2 separate regions of the Homo sapiens genome follow, and region 2 is linked to region 1. Evidence: chromatin loops called from intact Hi-C (ENCODE). Cell type or tissue: MCF 10A. All regions are shown on one strand. Each heading gives the region's core, and the rest is flanking DNA. Links, peaks and the distances in the headings are about the cores only.

The links. Peaks named below come from ENCODE experiments on the same cell type or tissue, not always from the same donor. Only the 100,000 strongest peaks of a DNase experiment are listed, where the experiment ranks them.
Region 2: a loop joins it to region 1, with 11 times the contacts of the local background. A loop is called at or near these places in 8 of 110 quality-filtered maps.

The regions. Positions count from the first base shown.
Region 1 is chr18:34,853,601-34,863,665 of GRCh38, reverse strand. DTNA (dystrobrevin alpha) reads right to left here. Exons shown (of 23, transcript NM_001386795.1): 16 at 5,268-5,381. Among named protein-coding and RNA genes, the nearest start is that of DTNA-AS1, 91 kb to the right of the region's middle. RefSeq lists enhancers at 2,885-3,014, 3,025-3,124 and a silencer at 3,727-4,021. In MCF 10A, for the core only: no CTCF peak of the experiment used is centred there; a DNase peak (open chromatin) is centred at 2,935.
Region 2 is chr18:35,348,622-35,359,977 of GRCh38, reverse strand. It overlaps LOC124904283 (a long non-coding RNA gene), which reads right to left. Exons shown (of 2, transcript XR_007066337.1): 2 at 11,099-11,356. Among named protein-coding and RNA genes, the nearest start is that of ZNF24, 9.9 kb to the right of the region's middle. RefSeq lists enhancers at 3,270-3,802, 4,455-4,975 and a silencer at 4,634-4,813. In MCF 10A, for the core only: a CTCF peak has its summit at 4,754 (motif pointing right); a DNase peak (open chromatin) is centred at 4,707.

The DNA of each region.
Region 1 (10,065 bases), core at 999-5,998:
GCCCTGTGATGTGCTATGGGGTCCCTTGAAACAAACAAAAACCAAATTGTCACTGAAAAAGGCAAATCTTCCAGATTCTCCAAATCTAAGAACCCTTTTGCAAATTCACAGAAAATATTGATTACCTTAGTATTTGGAAATATATTTAGAAAAGTACATTTGAAATCTTCAGCACCCATTGAGGTGTCTCTCAGAGGTGAGATATTAACAGCACGTAGATACAATCCATTTAAATTTTTGGGTTTGAGTTTGGTTTCATAAAGTGAAGTCAAAATAAAGGCATTTCTACATACTTGTTCAACAAGTGAAGATGATATATAAGGTTCATGCTTAATTTTGTTTTGTTTTACAGACCTTTTATTAAACTGTCAGCAAGAATGAAAACAACTAAGGACAATCTATACTCGATCATTTATGTTGACACTAAGAGGTACCAAAAAGATCTTTAAAGGGGGAAAGAAATGAAACAGTATGATGAGGAATGTTAATGGTTCACAATTCTGAAGTATATGTATACTTTCCAAATAAATTCCAAATCCATTACTGAATGATTATTACTGAATAAGTAATACATATAATTTTCCCATTGCCCCAAAGATTTCTGTTTGAGTTTGAAATATTCATACTTACATACTAAAACTGCATGGAAACTTTAAACATGTATGTATTAATGTATAAATGGATATGGCTAGTCTCAATGATAGCATATTAAATGAAACTATGACAAGAACTCTGCAACGAAAAACTGATGATATAAAAATGTCACAGTGAGCTAGGTCAATGACTCACTCAATTGAAAGATATTTTGTGGGAGGACAGGTTAGTGATATAAATGATACATTTCTATTTTTTTCTATTTTTTTTTAGAGACAAGGTCTCACTCTGTTGCCTACGCTGGAGTGCAGTGGCATAATCATAGCTGATTGTAACCTCAGTCTCCTGGGTTCAAGCAGTCCTCCGCCATCAGCCTCATGAGTAGCTGATACTACAGGCATGTGCCACCATGCCTGACTAATCTTTTTTTCTTTTTTAAGAGATGGTTTCTCACTATGTTGCCCAGGCTTGTCTTGAACTCCTGGCTACAAGAGCTCCTCCTGCCTCAGCCTCCTAAAGCAGTGGAGGACATTTCTAATTCACTTTCTTATAGGCTTCTTCTATAATGAATTATGAATTTAAAATTTATAAATATTTCACAATTCTTTTTGAATAAATTTATATTTTTAACTTTTTAACTATAAAATATAAATTTTTAAATTTATATTTTTAACTATTATTGCCACTTACAAGCAATCCTTACAAGAGTAAGGACTGCTTACTCTTGAAGCAATCTTTCTTTCAATTTCCTTTAAAATTGCTTCTTTTCTGAATCCAGAGGATGAGAAACATCATAATTTTATATGCTTTAATGGTATCTTATTTTAGTCTTTGTCTTCCTGGGTTGAAGCATTCTAATTTCAAAAGCCTTGCCCCATTCAAGAATATTCCTCAGTGACAAATTCAGGAGGTGTTCTTTCTCTTTCTCTTTTTTTTTTTTTTTTTTTGACCTTGTCTGTGTATGGTGTTCCAGGTACATCCACAGTAGTCTTTGGTACAAGAATAGATAATGTTTCTGATTTCTTTCCAGTTCTCTTCTTGATACTGTTCTGTAATTTTGGCCCTTTGGCCACAGAAACACTTTGGGAAGAGGGTTAAAGCAACCTTCTAAAACTGTAGGTGAGAAACACTAAGAGAAGCATTTAAAAACTATCAGAGAACGTTAACTGGTATTATTAGGTTGGTGCAAAAGTAACTGCGGTTTTTGCCATTAAGAGTAATGGCAAATTAATTTAGAATTAGTCAACACTAAAAAAATCTAATTGTACATTTATCTTACAGTAGTAATCTCTTAAAAATATGACATCGAATTCAATTAAAAATTAATTTAAGAGTGTCTTCATTCAATCTTCTCTAAGTTTCCACCAGCGTTTTCCAAATGTAGGTATAATAACAAATCTGTGGTGTAACCTCCACCTTCCAAGGAGAATGAGAAAACAAGACTAAATAGTGATTTTCCTTTCCTAGCACTACATGTATTCATCTCTAAAGAAGTGCCTTTATTCTGATAGTCTGTCAGATTATTTCTAATGTATATGTGTGTTAAAACCTACTTTCTTTTTTTTTTTTTTTTTTTTTTTTTTTTTGAGACGGAGTCTCGCTCAGTCGCCCAGGCTGGAGTGCAGTGGCGTGATCTCGGCTCACTGCAAGCTCCGCCTCCCGGGTTCACGCCATTCTCCTGTCTCAGCCTCTGCAGCAGCTGGGAGTACAGGTGCCTGCCACCACGCTCGGCTAATATTTTTGTATTTTTAGTAGAGACGGGGTTTCACTGTGTTAGCCAGGATGGTCTCGATCTCCTGACCTCGTGATCCGCCCGCCTCGCACTCCTAAAGTGCTGAGATGACAGGTGTGAGCCACCGCGCCCGGCCGTTAAAAGCTACTTTCTTTTAGAACAGTGTTAGAACAATTGTCAAAATTTTAATATGGGTTTATATTAAATACCATATATCAACATTAACTTTCCCGAATTGAAGATGGTATCATGGTTATACAAGATAATTTTTTTCTTAGGAAATATATACATAAATTACACACAATTATACAAATTTTTTTCTAAGAAAAAATTTCTCCTTATAAATCATATATAAGTACATAAATATATACACTAAGTGAAAGGTATGATATCTGCAACTTCTGTGTGACTTCTGTGAATCTCAGTTTCCTTATCCATTAAACGAGTAGAATAATACTGCCTATCTCCTAGGTTTGTTACAGTAATTTTACGGGACAGTGTATGTAGAGTTAGTATGCAGCAAAGCGTCAGATTAGCACATAGAAATGCCTATCATTCATATTCATTGTCACTTCTGGCTGTGACTCAGCTTTCAGTTTTCTTGTGGCGAAAGTGAAAAGGGAAAGGGAAACATGATCGTTGAGAAAGTTCATTGTGGTTTTAAGACAAAAATGAAAGTATGCATTAACGAAAAACAAAGCTCTGCCGTGCTCAGGTGTTAAAGTGTCTGAAGAGCAGAGCAAAGATAGAGCCTCCGGAAACATCCATGCAATCAACAGGAACTTGGTAAAATCCAAACATAGTCATAAAGAACTTGCTTCATTTCGTCTTTTTGTATGGAAGAAGAAAACAGGACTAATTCTGACAAGGGTTTCTGCAAAGAGGCATCTGTACTTACTATAAAAAGTATGACTCAGAGTTATAGATATACCTGGAACATAGTTGGCACCCAAACTGAAAGATGAAAAGAATGGGCTGGGCGCGGTGGCTCACGCCTGTAATTCCAGCACTTTGGGAGGCCGAGGCAGGTGGATCACGAGGTCAGGAGTTCAAGACTAGCCTGGCCAAGATGGTGAAACCCCGTCTCTCCAAAAAAAAAAAAAAAAAAAAAAAAAAAAACAAAAAATTAGCCGGGCGTGGTGGCACGCGCCTGTAATCCCAGCTACTCCGGAGGCTGAGGCAGAGAATTGCTTTAACCTGGAGGGGCAGAGGTTGCAGTGAGCCGAGATCGTGCCACTGCACTCCAGCCTGGGTGACAGAGTGAGACTCCATCTCAAACAAACAAACAAACAAACAAAAACAAAAAGAAAAGAATGTAATACTTCCCAACTACAGGTGCCTTGTGAAAGAACAGTATGATATTTATACGAGGGAATGTCTTTGAATTTATTTTTGTGTTGTTTGCCACATAAATACACTGGAATACCAGCCTTATTCAAGGCATGGTAAGAAGCTAGTCTGAAATGGAGCCCACAGCAAGACTCATTTTGCAGCGTGGGAGTAGTAGGAGAAACCACATTTCTTTTCCAAGGCCTGCTACTCCCTAGCTTCTGACTCTGAGAAGTGCACTGAAATGCAGCGGCAGAATCTGATTGAGTCAGGAGAATAGGGACTGGAGGCAGCGAAACTAAGGACGATTTGTACTGACTTCCTAGAACTGAATGGAAAGGAAAACCTCGCCTTTCCACACCCAAGTAACAAAAGGATCCGAGGCTACTCCCTTTGTATGGTGAGGCAGATGAATAATGGAAAGTACTTCTGATTGGTCCCCTCCTGCAACCAATCAAATGTTTGCATAGGATGTCACTTTGTAACTTCACTTCAGCCTCTGATTGGTCGCCTCCTGCAAGCAATCAGAGTGGTCCTGGGCCAAGTCCTCATTTACACAGGGTGTACCCAAATAACTAATGGGAAACCTCCATAGGGTATTTAAACCCCAGAAAACTCTGTAACTAGGGCTCTTGAACCGCTTACGGGAGCTGGCTCCTACTCTGTAGAGTGTACTTTCGTTTCAATAAATCTGCTTTCGTTGCTTCATTCTTTTGTTGCTTTGTTTGTGCGTTTTGTCCAATTCTTTATTCAAAATGCCAAGACCCTGGACAACTTCGTGGTCAAGACCCTTCACTGGTAACAAGATGACTTCTATAGTCCCTTCTAACTCAAGTATTTTATGATGACAGACTAAAGAAGACTAGGCTTTTATGTTCCTTTATAGTACAGGAAGGTGTGATGCCTATTTTTAAAGATCTGAATATAAAGAAAGATATTAGAGACCAAGACTTAGAGAAAATCAGACTCCTTTTATGAGTTAGGGGTAAATTTTTAAATTTAAAAACCTGTGATGTTTATTTAACTGATTATTTCTAAAAAGAGCTATGTTTAAATTGTTCCTAGTGAGATATGTTGTTTTTGATGTAAAGAACACTGCTGGCCGGGTGTGGTGGCGCACGCCTGTAATCTCAGCACTTTGGGAGGCCAAGGCGGGTGGATCACCTGAGGTCAGGAGTTTGCGACCAGTCTGACTAATATGGTGAAACCCTGTCTCTACTAAATACAAAAAAATTAGCCAGGTGTGGTGGCGCATGCCTGTAATCTTAGCTCTTGGGAGGCTGAGACAGGAGAATTGCTTGTACCTGGAAGGCAGAGGTTGCAGTGAACCGAGATCGTGCCATTGCACTCCAGCCTGGGCAACAAGAGTGAAACTCTGTCTCAAAAACAAAAACAGAAACACACTGCTTTTCCCTGTACCAAATGAAAGAACAAAATATAAACAGCTTCTCTCTAAATCCCCCAAATATCAGCAATTACGTGTGTGCTATGAAAAAAACAAATGTCAGCAGCTAAGGTAGCTGAGGACTGTTTTCTGGCTAGACACTGCTAGACTTTCTCAAAGATCTGACACATATATATTCCCTGAGATGACATGGGTGCTCTCTCCTACCTGAGGAGCCGGAGTTCTGCCAGCAGGGTGGGGTTTTGCTGTGCCTTCTCTGGCGTGGGCTGAGAAGCTTGTTCATGCTCTAGCCGAAGTCTCTGGATCTCCTGTAAGATTTCTCTTGGGAGAGAGGAGGAAGGTGAGAAACCAAGGTTAGTTAGCTTTCAGGAAACTAACATCGGAGCAGATCAAGGCCACCAGAACAAAGAGAGAAGGGATCATCCTATGTTTAGGAGCAGAACCGACCTTCCCTAACCAACAGATTCCAGTGTATTTAAGAGGCTTTGACTATAGCTAGATGGGTGCTGTGGGTGACGGGAAGATTGACTTCATTTCCAGTACATCCAAACCTAGAAGCTTCTGCAGCATGTCGTTGAGTTAAATCACCAGGGTCCAGTCATCTCTCTAGCAAGTAATGTAATGCATTACTACTAGCAAGTAAGGTAATGTGTCCAACTTTGAAGAGCATGCTGCTTAAGAGACAAAAATGCATCTTCCTGTTATTTACGATCACACTCTGACACCGTAAAGTACCTGCAGCTACCAAGTAAGAGGAGCCTGAAGGGAAAATAAGGATAAATGGGGCTCATTTCACAAAACTAAGTAACCTCATTCTCTCACCAAGAAGGGACTTCTCATTGAATTTATCTGAGAAAACCCCAGTTAGACAAAATTCTTTCTCTTTTTTTTTTCTTAAATCTCTCAGCCTTAACAATGGATCTCAGGGAAGTCCACCTTAGAAGGAAAGTGCTTTTAAAAAGATTCACAGTAATTGAGTCTGTGACATACAGTGCTATTGGTGTGACCTCTGTCGGGGGTGAGATGTGTCAGTCAACTATTGATGTCAGAGCCTGGGCTTCCCTGCATTTGGTGAGCATTAGGCTAGCCATAAAGGATATGTGACCTGGCAAGGCAAATTATCCCTAAGTGAGTCAGAAGCCATTAAGCAGGGTTATAAGTCATGTATTCTTGGGAGCTGGGGGTGTCAGTTTCCTACTCAACAAAATGCATAGAAGCCAGTAAGACGGAGCAAAGCACTGCGAATGGAAGGTGAACTTGGTGTACAAGGAAGTAGCTTTCCATTTTGGAGGGCTGATTTAAAACTGCCTGCTTCGCAAAGCCCCCAGAATCAGGAGGCTAATGATTAGTAAGCCATTATACATTTCGTGGGTGTGGTGAGAAGATGGAACTGTAATTCAGTGGTTTTCAGTCTTTTTTTTGTTTTCTCCTCTTTGTGATTCCATCGGGGAATCCTTTCTTTAAAAGAAATATGCCATGGATACCCAACATGTCAGATAGTTTAAGGGGTCGGGTGCTGCTGGGGTTAAAGAAATGAGGACAAGTCCCTGTGTTGCTGGGCCCTGCTGTGCCCTCCCAGGTGCCCCTGCAGAGCCCTCAGGATGCCATAAAGCTCAGCCTGAAAATCAGTGCAGTGGGATTTCCAAGATTTCCTCCAGGGCTAACACCCTGATATTCTATGACTCCTGCTATTCTCTTTGTTCATTCTAAAGACAGAAACACAACAGAGCCATTTGGTCCAAGGAAGGAAAAGAGAGCAACAGCTCTGGTAAGAAAAAATAAAGAAGAGATATGTAACGTGCATCGAGTAGTCAGTCTGTACCTGGGAACTCTGCTGACTTCTTTAATGTTATTTTATTTCATTCTATAACAGTTCTATTATATATAGGTACCATTATTATCTCTGTTTATTAAATGAGAGAATCCAGGCACAGACCAGTTGAAAGATTTCCCCAAGTTCGATAACAAGTAGGTGGTAGACGTGATGTGAATCCAGGCTGGCTAGCCCCAAACCCCACATATATCAGCCTGCCTCAGTCTTCTGGTACTTGCTTTGCTAGGTCTAGCCAAGACAGGCTGTGACCCATACAATATAATTTGAAGATTCCTGGTACTCCTAATACTAACCCTGACTGGCTCCACCAAAGGTGCTATAAGGAACCATTACCTTCTAAAGATCATTGCTGAAATGTCTGTGTGTTACCTGGGGTAGACAGAGTCATTAAATGAAATGAGGAACTCTATCTTCCCCTTAAACTCACAGATCTGATTATTGAGTTGTCATCTTAGAGACATGAGTTCCCTGGGTGGGTTTCCATGGTGCAGTAGTATTACCTAAAGGAGCTTTTGGCCCTGGGATGTCTAGAGAACCAGGCTGCTGGCTCAGAGAGATGAGCTTAGGATGTACTTGCTGCTCATCAGAGATGGGTTGGGGAGCTCTAGAACCCACAAAAGAACTCAGGGACAGAATGAATCTCTCTTTCCGCCATCTCTTCTCACTCCTATTTCTTTTTTCCTCTCTAGTCCTTAAAGACATGCATTTAGAGAGTGCGATCCAAAAACATCCAGGAAACAAGCAGCAAGAGTGATATTAAGGCATGGCCAGGGTTGTTGGGGCCTTCATGGTGCTTCATGCTGATTCTGGAATCAGAAATAGACAGAACCACATGGAGGCAGATATCTCTGGGGTATTTCCTCAAAAGAAGTCCTGCTTTCCCCTCAAATGTGTTACCCCCATGCCCGAGTGGAAGCAGAGTATTGGAAGGGAAAACAAAGTGCTCTGAAGAAGTGGAAGAGTAGGTTAATTAACAGTGCAACCAAGATAAAATATTCGTGGGCTTGTGAATTTCTGTTAGTCTTTTCTTTCTAAGAAGGGATGGAGGCGTGATGCTGCAGCTTGTGGAAACTCTGGTCAGGGTTGACCTCCTTTTGATATTCCACAAAGCCCCCTTTGACCTTGATGTTTTATCCCTTCTCTTTATATCGGGACAGATGGATAGGAGGAAGGAAAGAACAAGAGAGTGAAAGAAAAGAGGATTGCTAGTAAAATCTGAGTTGTGTGAAGGTTGTTGTTGGAAAATCTGGAATCCCTAATGGAAAGTTCAGAAATGAGTAATAGAATCTTGTAAATTAACATTTCAGCACTATTTTGCCTTTTGTCTAATCATCTCCTTTTTGGGTTCCTTTATTTTTATTTCTGGAACCATCTATCTAACATAGTTCCTCATCACTTCCCACCAGCTTCTAGTCAATCCCTTGTAAATGCAACCTGCATATTTAGTGAGCTGATTATTTTGCCATAAACATGCGGACATTCTGTCACTTGCCTGACCACTGCTGTCCATCATAACAGGATAGAATTAAAATTCTTTGGTCTGGTATACAAGCCTCATATACTGATGTTTTCATTTTATTCTTTGATTCCTCAGTGCTAGCCTGGCAAGTGTCTTGTTGCTTTTCTCAAAGTCTATGTGTATTTTTACCTTTAATTCTATCTCCCAACTTTCACTGCAAAATTTCACTGTCCTGAAATGTCCTAAAAACTCACCTTCCCCATGAAGTTTGCCCTACACAACCTAGACCACAATGATGGTGAAGTGGGTCATGTTGGGGAAAAAGAGTAGAAATAACACCTCACATTTAAATTTTCATCTGTAGAATGGGGATGATAATAGTCACCCTGCCTACCTTAAATAGTTGTTCTGAGGATGAAATGAAACTATATTTGTACACATGTACTTTAAATGTATTTTAAAGTTGTCCTTATTCTCACTTCAACCCCTCAAAACAAAAACCCAGGTTTCTTACTGCTGCCACCTGGAACCTGTGAGCATATGTTATTAATCCCAGCTGTGGTCCCTTCCCCAATGGATGGCTCCATGCTTGTTAGCAATCATAATATGTCTTAGAGAAAAGGGACTAAGGGATGGAGAAGGGATTATGGAATGATGTCTGGTAGAAAGTCCGAATGAACGGACTACATAGAAAGTTAGGTCCTTCTTCAGAAAATGGCCTCAACTCTGGCATAGTTCATTAAGGCCTCAAGCTGGCACAGCCTTCCAACAGCAGATAAAATGATTGTTTTTATCACTCCTTTCCTCCTTTCTTCTTTAGCTCTTTCTGTTGCCTTTATTATGGGACACTCACTGACTTACTGACATCTGTTAATTCTGAGTCATTTTAAATAAACCTTTCCACCATATATTATTGGTTGACTTTGTGGACTGAAAAAAATAAAACCCAAAATAAAACAAAACTGCTTTACATTCCAATTCTGACATTTGCTGAGGTTATCAACCGTAATATTTTGTTCCAAAAAAGCTGAAACTTTGGATTAAGTCTAATTGTCAATAATTTAAAACTGGCTTATTTTGCTTCTTTTTCTTGCCATGATCTTTCCAGTGCCTGAATTGATGTAAAGTATCAGTACATTTGAGGACGGCCCCTCCATTCTCCTACTCCCCATTGTCATCAGTGTCATCAATACTCACACAAGCATTCCACGAACCACAAAGTCCAATGGTTCTTTTACATTGTTTGCTTCGAGCCCTCTGCCTGCTAGCTCAGCTCATACACTTTCTCCAATGCCTGCCTGTCCCCACTTTTACTTGCATCCCCCAACTACCCTTTTCCTTTTTTTGGGTTGTTTCTCCTACCTTTTTAAAGTGCCTTTGCTCATTTGAAGACTTGGCTCCCACTCTCAATGCTTTTTTCTGACTTGGCACAATTACTTGCACGTAGTAGATATAATAAATGATACATAAAATAGAATAGGTAATTTTACAGACTTGTGAGTATCCTGAACAAATTCCAATTTGTATGGCTATTTTTTTTTATAATTCGTCACTATGCATCTGCTCTTTCCCTTCTTAATTCTTTCCTCCTATTATTTGCTACATTGACAGGGATCACATGTGACAAACTTTTTTTTAATTTTATTTTTAAATTTTTTTATTCCAGCTCTGATGTGAGCACATCTCCCTGGGGGTCAGAGTAGAGCAGTAGT
Region 2 (11,356 bases), core at 2,376-7,375, 490 kb before region 1:
TCAAACCCCACAACAGGACTTAATTAACCTCGCTTTCAAGGTGTACAATAATAGAGTAGAGGCAGCTAAGTAGCAACATATTTCTGAGTTGCAATTCCTTGCCTCCACTGTGAGACAAACCCCAGCCACATCTCCAGCACACAAGAACTCCAAATGCCTGAACCGCAGCTGCCAGGGGTTCCTCCAGAACCTCCTCCCCCAGGAGCTTGCTACGAGTGCCAGAAATCTGGCCACTGGGCCAAGGAATGCCCACAGCCCAGGATTCCTTCTAAGCCATATCCCATCTGTGCGGGACCCCAATGAAAATCCGACGTTCAACTCACCTGGCTGCCACTTCCAGAGCCCCTGGAACTCTGGCCTAAGGCTCTCTGACTGACTCCTTCCCAGATCTTCTCGGCTTAGCAGATGAAGACTGACACTACCCAATCGCCTTGGAAGCCTACAGGACCATCACAGACACTCTGGGTAACTATCACAGTGGAGGGTAAGTCCATCCCCTTCTTAATACGGAGGCAACCCACTCCACATTACCTTCTTTTCAAAGGCCTGTTTCCCTTGCCTCCATAACTGTTGTAGGTATTGACGGCCAGGCTTCTAAACCTCTTAAAACTCCCTAATTCTGGTGCCAACTTAGACAATACTCTTTTAAGCACTCCTTTTTAGTTATCCCCACCTGCCCAGTTCCCTTATTAGGCCGAGACACTTTAACTAAATTATCTGCTTCCCTGACTGTGCCTGGACTACAGCCACACCTCATTGCCACCTTTTCCCCCAGTTCAAAACCTCCTTCACATCCTCCCCTTGTATCTCCCCACCTTAACCCACAAGTATGATACCTCTACTCCCTCCTTGGTGACCGATCATGCACCCCTTACCATCCCATTAAAACCTAATCAACCTTACCCCGATGAATGCCAATATCCCATCCCACAGCACACTTTAAAAGGATTAAAGCCTGTTATCACTCACCTGTTACAGCATGGCCTTTTAAAGCCTAGAAACTCTCCTTACAATTCCCCCATTTTACCTGTCCTAGAACCAAACAAGCCTTACTGGTTAGTTCAGGATCTGCGCCTTATCAACCAAATTGTTTTGCCTATCCACCCCATGGTGCCAAACCCATATACTCTCCTATCCTCAATACCTCCCTCCACAACCCATTATTCTGTTCTGGATCTCAAACATGCTTTCTTTACTATTCCTTTGCACCCTTCATCCCAGCCTCTCTTCACTTTCACTTGCACTGACCTTGACACCCATTAGGCTCAGCAAATTACCTGCAAGAATTCACAGACAGCCCCCATTATTTCAGTCAAGCCCAAATTTCTTCCTCATCTGTTACCTATCTCGGCATAATTCTCATAAAAACACACGTGCTCTCCCTGCTGATCGTGTCCAGCTGATCTCTCAAACCCCAACACCTTCTACAAAACAACAATTCCTTTCCTTCCTAGGCATGGTTAGATACTTTCAACTTTAGATACCTGGTTTTGCCATCCTAACAAAACCACTATATAAATTCACAAAAGGAAACCTAGCTGACCCCATAGATCCTAAATCCTTTCCCCACTCCTCTTTCCGTTCCTTGAAGACAGCTTTAGAGACTGCCCCCACCTAGCTCTCCCTGACTCATCCCAACCATTTTCATTACCCACAGCCAAAGTGCAGGACTGTGCAGTCAGAATTCTTACACAAGAACCAAGACCGTGCCCTGTAGCCTTTTTATCCAAACAACTTGACCTTACTGTTTTGCCTAGCCCTCAAGTTCTGCATGCGGTGGCTGCCGCCGCCCTAATACTTTTAGAGGCCCTTAAAATCACAAACTATGCTCAATTCACTCTCTACAGTTCTCATAACTTCCAAAATCTATTTTCTTCTTCACACCTGACACATATACTTTCTGCTCCCCAGCTCCTTCAGCTGTACTCACTCTTTGTTGAGTCTCCCACAGTTACCATTTTTCCTGGCCCGGACTTCAGTCCGGCCTCCCACATTATTCCTGATGCTACACCTGACCCCCATAACTGTATCTCTCTGATCCAACTGACATTCACCCCATTTCCCCATATTTCCTTCTTTCCTGTTCCTCACCCTGATCACACTTGGTTTATTGATGGCAGTTCCACCAGGCCTAATCGCTACACACCAACAAAGGCAGGCTATGCTATAGTAAAAGCCACTAGCCCGCCTCTTAGAACCTCTCATTTCCTTTCCATCGTGGAAATCTATCCTCAAGGAAGTAACTTCTCAGTGTTCCATCTGCTATTCTACTACTTCTCAGGGATTATTCAGGCCCCCTCCCTTCCCTACACATCAAGCTCGAGGATTTGTCCCCACCCAGGACTGGCAAATTGGCTTTACTCAACATGCCCCGAGTCAGATGACTAAAATACCTCTTAGTCTAGGTAGATACTTTCACTGGATAGGTAGAGGCCTTTCCTACAGGGTCTGAGAATGCCACCGCAGTCATTTCTTCCCTTCTGTCAGACATAATTCCTCAGTTTAGCCTTCCCACCTCTATACAGTCTGATAACAGACCAACCTTTATTAGTCAAATCAGCGAAGCATTTTTTCAGGCTCTTAGTATTCAGTGAAACCTTTATATCCCTTATGGTCCTCAGTTTTCAGGAAAAGTAGAATGGACTAAAGATCTTTTAAACACACACTTCATCAAGCTCAGCCACCAACTTAAAAAGGACTGGACAATACTTTTACCACTTTTCCTTCTCAGAATTCAGGCCTGTCCTCACAATGCTGCAGGGTACAGCCCATTTGAGCTCCTGTATAGATGCTCCTTTTTATTAGGCCCCAGTCTCATCCCAGACACCAGACCAACTTGGCCTGTGCCCCAAAAAACTTGTCATCCCTACTATTTTCTGTCTAGTCATACTCTTATTCTCCGTTCTCAACTACTCATACATGCCCTGCTCTTGTTTACACTGCCGGTTTACACTGTTTCTCCAAGGCATCACAGCTGATATCTCCTGGTGCTATCCCCAAACTGCCACTCTTAACTCTTAAAGTAAATAAATAATCTTTGCTGGCAAGGCTATGCTGAACCTCTTTAGGCACTCTCTAATTAGATGTCCTAAGTCCTCCCAATTCTTAGTCCTTTAATACCTGTATTTCTCCTTCTATTATTCCGTTTAGTTTTTCAATTCATACAAAACCGTATCCAGGCCATCACCAATAATTCTACACGAAAATGTTTCTTCTAACAACCTCACAATATCACCCCTTACCACAAAATCTTCCTTCGGCTTAATCTCTCCCACTCTAGGTTCCCACGCTGCCCCTAATCCCGCTTGAAGCAGCCCTGAGAAACATCGCCCATTATCTCTCCATACCACCCCCCAAAATTTTCACCATCTCAACATTTTACTGCTATCTAGTTTTATTTTTCGTATTAATATAAGAAGACAGGAATGTCAGGCCTCTGAGCCCAAGCTAAGCCATCATATCCCCTGTGACCTGCACGTACACATCCAGATGGCCAGTTCCTGCCTTAACTGATGACATTCCACCACAAAAGAAGTGAAAATGGCCTGTTCCTGCCTTAACTGATGACATTATCTTGTGAAATTCCTTCTCCTGGCTCATCCTGGCTCAAAAGCTCCCCTACTGAGCACCTTGTGACCCCCACACCTGCCTGCCAGAGAACAAGTCCCCTTTGACTGTAATTTCCCTTTACCTACCCAAATCCTATAAAATGGCCCCACCCCTATCTCCCTTCGCTGACTCTCTTTTCGGACTCAGCCCACCTGCACCCAGGTGAAAGAAACAGCCTTGTTGCTCACACAAAGTCTGTTTGGTGGTTTCTTCACACAGATGCGCACGAAATTCCCCACTTGGCATCTCTTTGCTTATACTCAAAGGCAGCCTGAAACCCAGAAGTGCACACCGAAAATGAATAGAAAGTTCCAAGATAAGAGTTCTGTCTCTGGCCTAAGGAATTGTACACTTAAAATGGTTAAAATGATCAATTTTCATGTTACATATATTTTACCACAATGAAAAAGAAAAGTATTGGAAGAAACAAATTGAAGCTGCTTTAAAAAAAAATCCCTGCCCTAATAAAGTTTGGAGTGGGAAAGGGGGATTCTAAGGGTCAGAGAGAATGGGAAAATCCCACATACAGTATTCTTTGCTTTATTTCCCTTCTCTTCTACCCCAGTCTTCAGGGAATAGTATGGCAGTAGCATTGGCGTCAGCAGCATTGCAATGGCAGTAGTCTTTTGGAAGGCATTTAATTAAATTAATTTATTTAATGATCTATTTATTTTAGAGACAGGGCCTCACTCTGTCACCCAGGCTGTGGGAAGGCACTTTAAGCTCAGAGGGAGATGAACACTTTGTTCTGAACAGAGTTGCTTTGGTCCCAGAAGCATGGAGCAAATCCCCATTGCTTTTATTTTCTCTGTGTCCTCTGGCTGCTTGGACCAGGATGCGGAATGCAGCTGGGAGAAGTAAACAGCAGAACTAAACCAGGAAACTAAAACCCCAGCTTTCTAACTGAAGAACTGGTAAGACAGACCCCAGGGAGCCAGAAAAGTGATAAAGTTATTGCAAAGAAGATGGAGATCAAGTGAGATCCCCTAAAGTTTTGTATGAGCGCTGTCTGCTTGCCTCTAAACTGCGCATGTGTGAAGCTGACCCTAACTGGCACATCACAGGCATTGAGAACTGAGCTACAAGATAGACTACCGCTTAGGCCCCAGATTGGCCACTGGGTGGCAGACACAAAGACCCAAATTGAACTGGAAATGTGTGAAACCTGAACTGACATTGGAACTACAGCCCACACAATGCAGATCAGAACTTGCAACCTGACCCTAACTAGGGCAGTTGACTGTTAAAGAAAAACATCAACATTCTCCTTATGACTTAAATAATGCCCAGGATCTGACAGCATAATATTGAAAATGTGCAGGATACAATGCAAAATTACTAGGCACAGAAAGAACCAGGAATATCTCCACTTGCAAGAGAAAAAAAAATCAAGTGATGCCAACACCTAGATGATACAGACATTAGGGTTCACAGAAAAAACTTTAAGGCAAGTTTTATAACCATGCTTTGAAAGTAAGGGTGAATGAATGGAAGGATATATATCAGGAAAGAAATGGAAGATATAGAGAGGAAATGAATGGAAATTTTTGAAGTGAAAAATACAACAATCAAAATAAAATATTCACCTGATGGGTTCAATAGGGAAACGGAGATGACAGAGGAAATAGTGATAAATCAATAGAAATTACTGAATCTAAATGACACAGACAGTAAAAGACCGACAAACAAAAAAAGGACAGTACAAGAAAACTACAATCCAATATCCTTCACAGACGTAGGCACAAAACTCCTCAACAAAATACTAGCAAATTTAATTCAGCAATGTATAGAAAGGATAAAACATCATGACCAAGAGGGTTTATCCCAGAACTGTAAGGTTGACTCAGTACTCAAAAATCAGTGAAGCTAATTTACCATATTAATAGTCTCAACAGGAAAAACCACATGGTCATATCAATTGATGCAGGAAAAGTATTTGACAAAATTCACATCCATTTATGAAAAGAATAGAAGGAGGCTTCTTCAAACTTGTAAAGGTTATCTACTAAAAATCTAGAGTTAATATAACACTTAATTATGAAAGGCCGAATGTTTTTCTCCTTAAGACTGAGAACAAAAAAAGGGATGTCTACTCTGCACTCCTATTCAACATTGTAATTGAAGTCCTAACCAGTACAATAAGGCAAGATATGAAAATTATGCACAGCTTGGCATGGTGGTTCACACCTATAATCCCAGCACTTTGGGATGTCAAGACAGGAGGATCACTTAAGGCCAGGAATTTGAGACCAGCCTGGCAACATAGCAAGACCTCATTTCTACAAAAATTTTTAAAAAGCCAGATGTGGTAGCAACACCTGTAGTGCCAGTTACTCAGGAAGCTGAGGTGGGAGGATCACTTGAGCCCAGGAGGTTGAGGCTGCAGTAAGCCATGATCACGCCATAGTACTGCAGCCTGGGTGACAAAACGAGACCCTGTCTCTAATTTTAAAAATTAAAAAAGAAAGTTATGCAGGCTATTTATTTTAAAAATAAGTGCTCCCAATTTGCAGGTAACTTGAACATCTACCTAAAAAATCCCACTGAATCTATAAAAAACTTCCTAATAATAATAAGGGAGTATAGCAAGATTGTAAAATATAACGTTGTCTTAGTGAGTTTGGGGTCCTATAACAAAAATACCATAAGCTGAGTGGTTTAAACAACAGAAATTTATTTCTGTACAGGAAGCATGATGGTAGCATCTGTTTGGCTTCTGGGGAGGCCTCAGGAAACTTACAATCATGGTGTAAGATGAAGGGGAAGCAGGTACCTCTTACATGGCTGGAGCAGGTGCAAGAGAGAGGTGGGGAGGTGCTACACACTTTTAAATAACCAGATCCCTTGAGAACTCTATCACAAGAAAAGCACCAAGGGGGATGGTGTTAAATCATTCGTGAGAACTCACCCCCATGATCCAATCAATCACCTCCCACCAGGCCCCACCTCCAATATTGGGGAACACAATTTGACATAAGATTTGGGCAGGGACACAGAACAAAACTCTATCATTCTGCTCCTGGCCCCTCCCAAATCTCATGTCCATCTCACACTGCAAAATACAACCATGTCTTCCCAACAGTCCCCAAAGTCTTAACTCATTCCAGCATTAACTCAAAAGTCCAAAGTCTCATTTGAGACAAGGTTAGACCGTTTCACCTATAAGCCTGTAAAATAACTAGTTACAACCAAGATACAATGAAGGTATAGGCATAGGGTAAATACTCCTATTCCAAAAGGGAGAAGCCCACCAAAAGAAAGGGGCTACAGGTGCTGTGCAAGCCCCAAATCCAGCAGAGCAATCATTAAATCTTAAAGTGCCAAAATAATCTCTGTTGAATCCATGTCCCACACCCAGGGCATGCTGATGCAATGGGTAGACTCCTAAGGCCTTGGACAGCTCCACCCTGTGGCTTTGCAGGATTCAGCCCCTATAGCTGTTCTCAAGGATTGACACTGAGTGCCTGTGGCTTTTCCAAGTGCAGGGTGCAAGCTGCTGGTGGATCTGCCATTCCCCCACTAAGCAGTGCCCCAGTGGGAGTCTGTATGGGGGCTCCAATCCCACATTTCCCCTTTGCACTGCCCTAGTACAGGTTCTCCATGAGGGATCCACCCCTGCAACAAGCCTCTGCCTGGACCTCCAGGCTTTTCCATACATCCTCTGAAGTCTAGGTGGAGGCTCCAAAATCTCAACTCTTGCACTCTGCATTCCCACAGGCTTAACACCATGTGGAAGCTGCCAAGTCTTATGGCTTGCACTCTCTGGAGCAGTGGCCCAAGCTGTATCTGGGCCCCTATATGACGTGGCTGGAGTTGGAGTGGCTGGGATGCAGGGAACAGTGTCCCAACGCTGTGTAGGGCAGCAGGGCCCTGGTCCTGGCCCAGGAAACCATTCTATCCTCCTAGGCCTCCAGGCCCATGATGGGAGGGGCTACCACAAAGGTCTCTGAAATGCCTTCCAGGCCTTTTCCCCATTGTCTTGGCTATTAGCACTTGGCTCCTTTATACTTATGCAAATTTCTGCAGCCTGCTTGAATTCCTCCCATGAAAATGGGCTTTTCTTTTCTACAACATTGCCAGGCTACAAATTTTCCAAACTTCTACCCTCTGCTTCCCTTTTAAATGTAAGTTCCACTTTCAGCTAATTTATTTGCTCGTGCATATGAGCATAGGTTGTTAGAAGCAGCCAGGCCACATCATGAATGCTTTGCTGCTTAGACATCTCTTCCACCAGATACCCCAAATCATCATTCTCAAGTTCAAAATTTCACAGATCCCTAGAGCAGGGCACTATGCAGCCAGGCTCTTTGCTAAAGCATAGCAAAAGTGATCTTTACTCCATTTCCCAATAAGTTTCTCATCTTCATCTGAGACCTCCTCAGCCTGGACTTCACTATTCATATCACTGTCGGCCTTTTGGTCAACAAGTCTCTAGGAAGACTTCAACAAGCCTCTAGAAATTTCCAAACTTTCCCTCATCTTCCTGTCTTCTTCTGAGCCCTCTAATCTCTTCCAACCTCTTCCCATTACCCAGTTCCAAAGCTGCTTCCACATTTTCAGGTATCTTTATAGCAATGCCCCACTCCTCAGTACCAATTTTCAGTATTAGTCCATTCTCACATTGCTATAAATAAATACCTGAGACTGGGTAATTTATAAAGAAAAGAGATTAATTGGCTTTTGGTTCTCTAAGCTGTACAGGAAGAATGATGCTAGCATCTGTTCAACTTCTGGGGAGGCCTTGGGAAAGTTCAAATCATGGTGGAAGGCAAAGGGGAAGCTGGCACATCTTACATGGCTGGAGCAGGAGGAAGAGAGAGAAGAGGGGAGGTGCTACACGCTTTAAATTACCAGATCTCGTGAGAATTCTATCACGTGAACAGCACCAAAGGAGGATGGTGCTAAATCATTCATGAGAACTTGCCTCCATTATCCAATCACCTCCTACCAGGCCTCACCTCCAACATTGAGGAATCACAATTCAACATGAGATTTGAGCAGGGACACAGATCCAAACTATATCACCTCCTAAGGCCTCACCTCCAAATACCACCACATTGTGAATTAGGGCTTTAACATACAAAGTTCAGGGTAACACAAACACTTAGTCCATAGCAAAAGCCAATATACAAAAATCAATTACATTTATATATACTGACAATAAACACTGGAAATCAAAAAATGTTTAAATACTATTTAAAGGCCAGGTGCAGTAGCTCACGCCTATAATCCCAGCACTTTGGGAGGCTGAGGCTGGTGGATCACTTGAGGCCAGGAGTTTGAGACCAGCCTGGCTGGCATAGCGAAACCTCATCTCTATTAAATATACATACACACACAGATTAGCTGGGCGTGGTGTCACTTGCCTGTAATCCCAGCTACTCAGGAGGTTGAGGAATGAGAATCCTTGCATCCAGGAGGTGGAGGCTGCAGTGAGCTTAGATTGCACCACTGCACTCCAGCCTGGGTGACAAAGCAAGACACTGTCTCAAAAGAAAAACATTTAAAATAGCTCATAAAACACTAAGTATTTAAGAATAAATTGAACAAAGCATGGGTAGAATTTGTATACTGAAATCTACAAAATGATGATGAAGAAAATCAAAGAATATCAAAATAAATGGGGAGATGTAGAGTGTTCATGGACATCACTAAATTGAACAATAGATTTAATGTAATTCCAATAGAATTTCCAATAGAATAGGGTGTTTTTGTAAATATAGGCAAGCTGATTCTAAAAGATATATGGAATGCTAAATGGATTCAAACTACCAGATTTTTTTTTTTAAACAAACAGGGTCTTGCTCTGTCACCTAGGCTGAAGTACAGTGGCACAATCGTAGCTCACTGCAGTCTCAATCTTCTGGGTTCAAGCAGTCCTCCTGCCTTAACCTCCTTAGTAGCTGGGACTACAGGTGTGCACGACCACATCCAGATAATTTTTTCTATATTTTTGTAGAGATGGGGGTCTCTCTATGTAGACCAGGCTGATCTTGAACTCCTGGCCTCAAGTGATTCTCCCACCTTGGCCTCCCAAAGTGCTGGGATTACAGGCATAAGCCACCATGCCCAGCCCAGGTTTTTGACAATTATCATAAGGCTACAGTAATCAAGCATGTGAGATAACATGCTTGATAATATAACAGATTAGAGAATTGAGAAATATGACCAATTGATTTTTTATAAAGATGTAAAGGCAGTTCAATGGACAAAGGATGAACTTTTTATCAAATAGAACAATTGGGCATCTCCATGCAAAACAAAAACAAAAAACCCTTTAGTGTAAGATATAGTTCATGCCTTATACTAAAATTCATGCAAACTAAATCATATATTCATGTGAAATGTAAAACTGTAAAACTCTTAGAAGAAAACATAAGAGAGAGTCTTCATGGTCTGGTATTAGGTATTATTAGATATGACACTAAAAGCACTAAAAAATAAATTGATGTTCATAAAAATTAACAAGTGTTGCTCTGCAAAACACACTAGTAAGAGAAGAAAATATAAGCTACAGACTCAGATATTTTCAAATCACAAATTAGACAAAAGACTTATGTCCAACATAGAATTCCCAAAACTCAATAGTAAGAAAAAAAATTTTAATGGGGAGGGAGACTTGAGCAGACACTTCATAAAAGAGTACTTATGGGTGGCAAAAAGCACCTGAAAAGTTGTCCAACATCATTAGCCTTTAGGGAAATGCAAATTAAAACCATGATGAGCTATGACAACACATACATTAGAATGGATAAATGGCAGCAGCAAAAGACAATACCAAGTGCTGTTAAGGATGGGGAGCATTTGGAGCACTCATGCATTGCTGGTGGTGCAAAATGGTGCAGACACTCTGGAAAACAGTTCAGCAGTTTCCTTGAAAGTTAACCATGTACTTACCATATGACCCACCAATCCCACCTCTAGATATTTACTCTAGAGAAATAAAATCTATGTTCATATAAAAACCTGTCCATGAATTTTTTTTTTTTTTTTTGAGACAGAGTCGCACTCTGTCGCCCAAGCTGGAGTGCAATGGCGCAATCTCGGCTCACTGCAACCTCCGCCTCCCAGGTTCAAGCGATTCTCCTATCTAAGCCTCCCAAGTAGCTGGGATTACAGGCACGTGCCACCATGCCCGGCTAATTTTTAGTTTAGTAGAGACAGGGTTTCACCATGTTGGCCAGGCTGGTCGAACTCCTGACCTTAGGTGATCCGCCTGCCTTGGCCTCCCAAAGTGCTGGGATTACAGGCATGAGCCACCACGCCTAGCCTCTGTCCATGAATATTTATAGTAGTTCTATTCATAATCACCCAAATCCAGAAACAACCCCAAAGTCCTTCAGTGGTTGAATGGATAAACAAACTATGATAGATACAAGTGGAATATTACTCAGTAATAGACTGGAATCGACTATTGATACATGTGACAACACAGATGAATCTCAAAGGCATTATGATGAATCAAAGAAACCAGCCTTAAAAGATAACATACTTTATGATTCCATTTTTATTACATTCTGGACAAGTCAATACTATTGTGACAGATGACAAATCTGTGGTTGCCATGAATTGGGATGTGGCGAAGGCATGAGTACAACTTGATGGAGTTTTATAGAATGATGGAACTATTCTGTGTCATGATTTTGGTGGTCGTTTCACAAATCTAAAACTCAGAAATATCTGCCCCCCCAAAAGTGCCATATTTTGCTGTCTGTTAATTTTATTAAGAGAAGAACTCCATAAATAG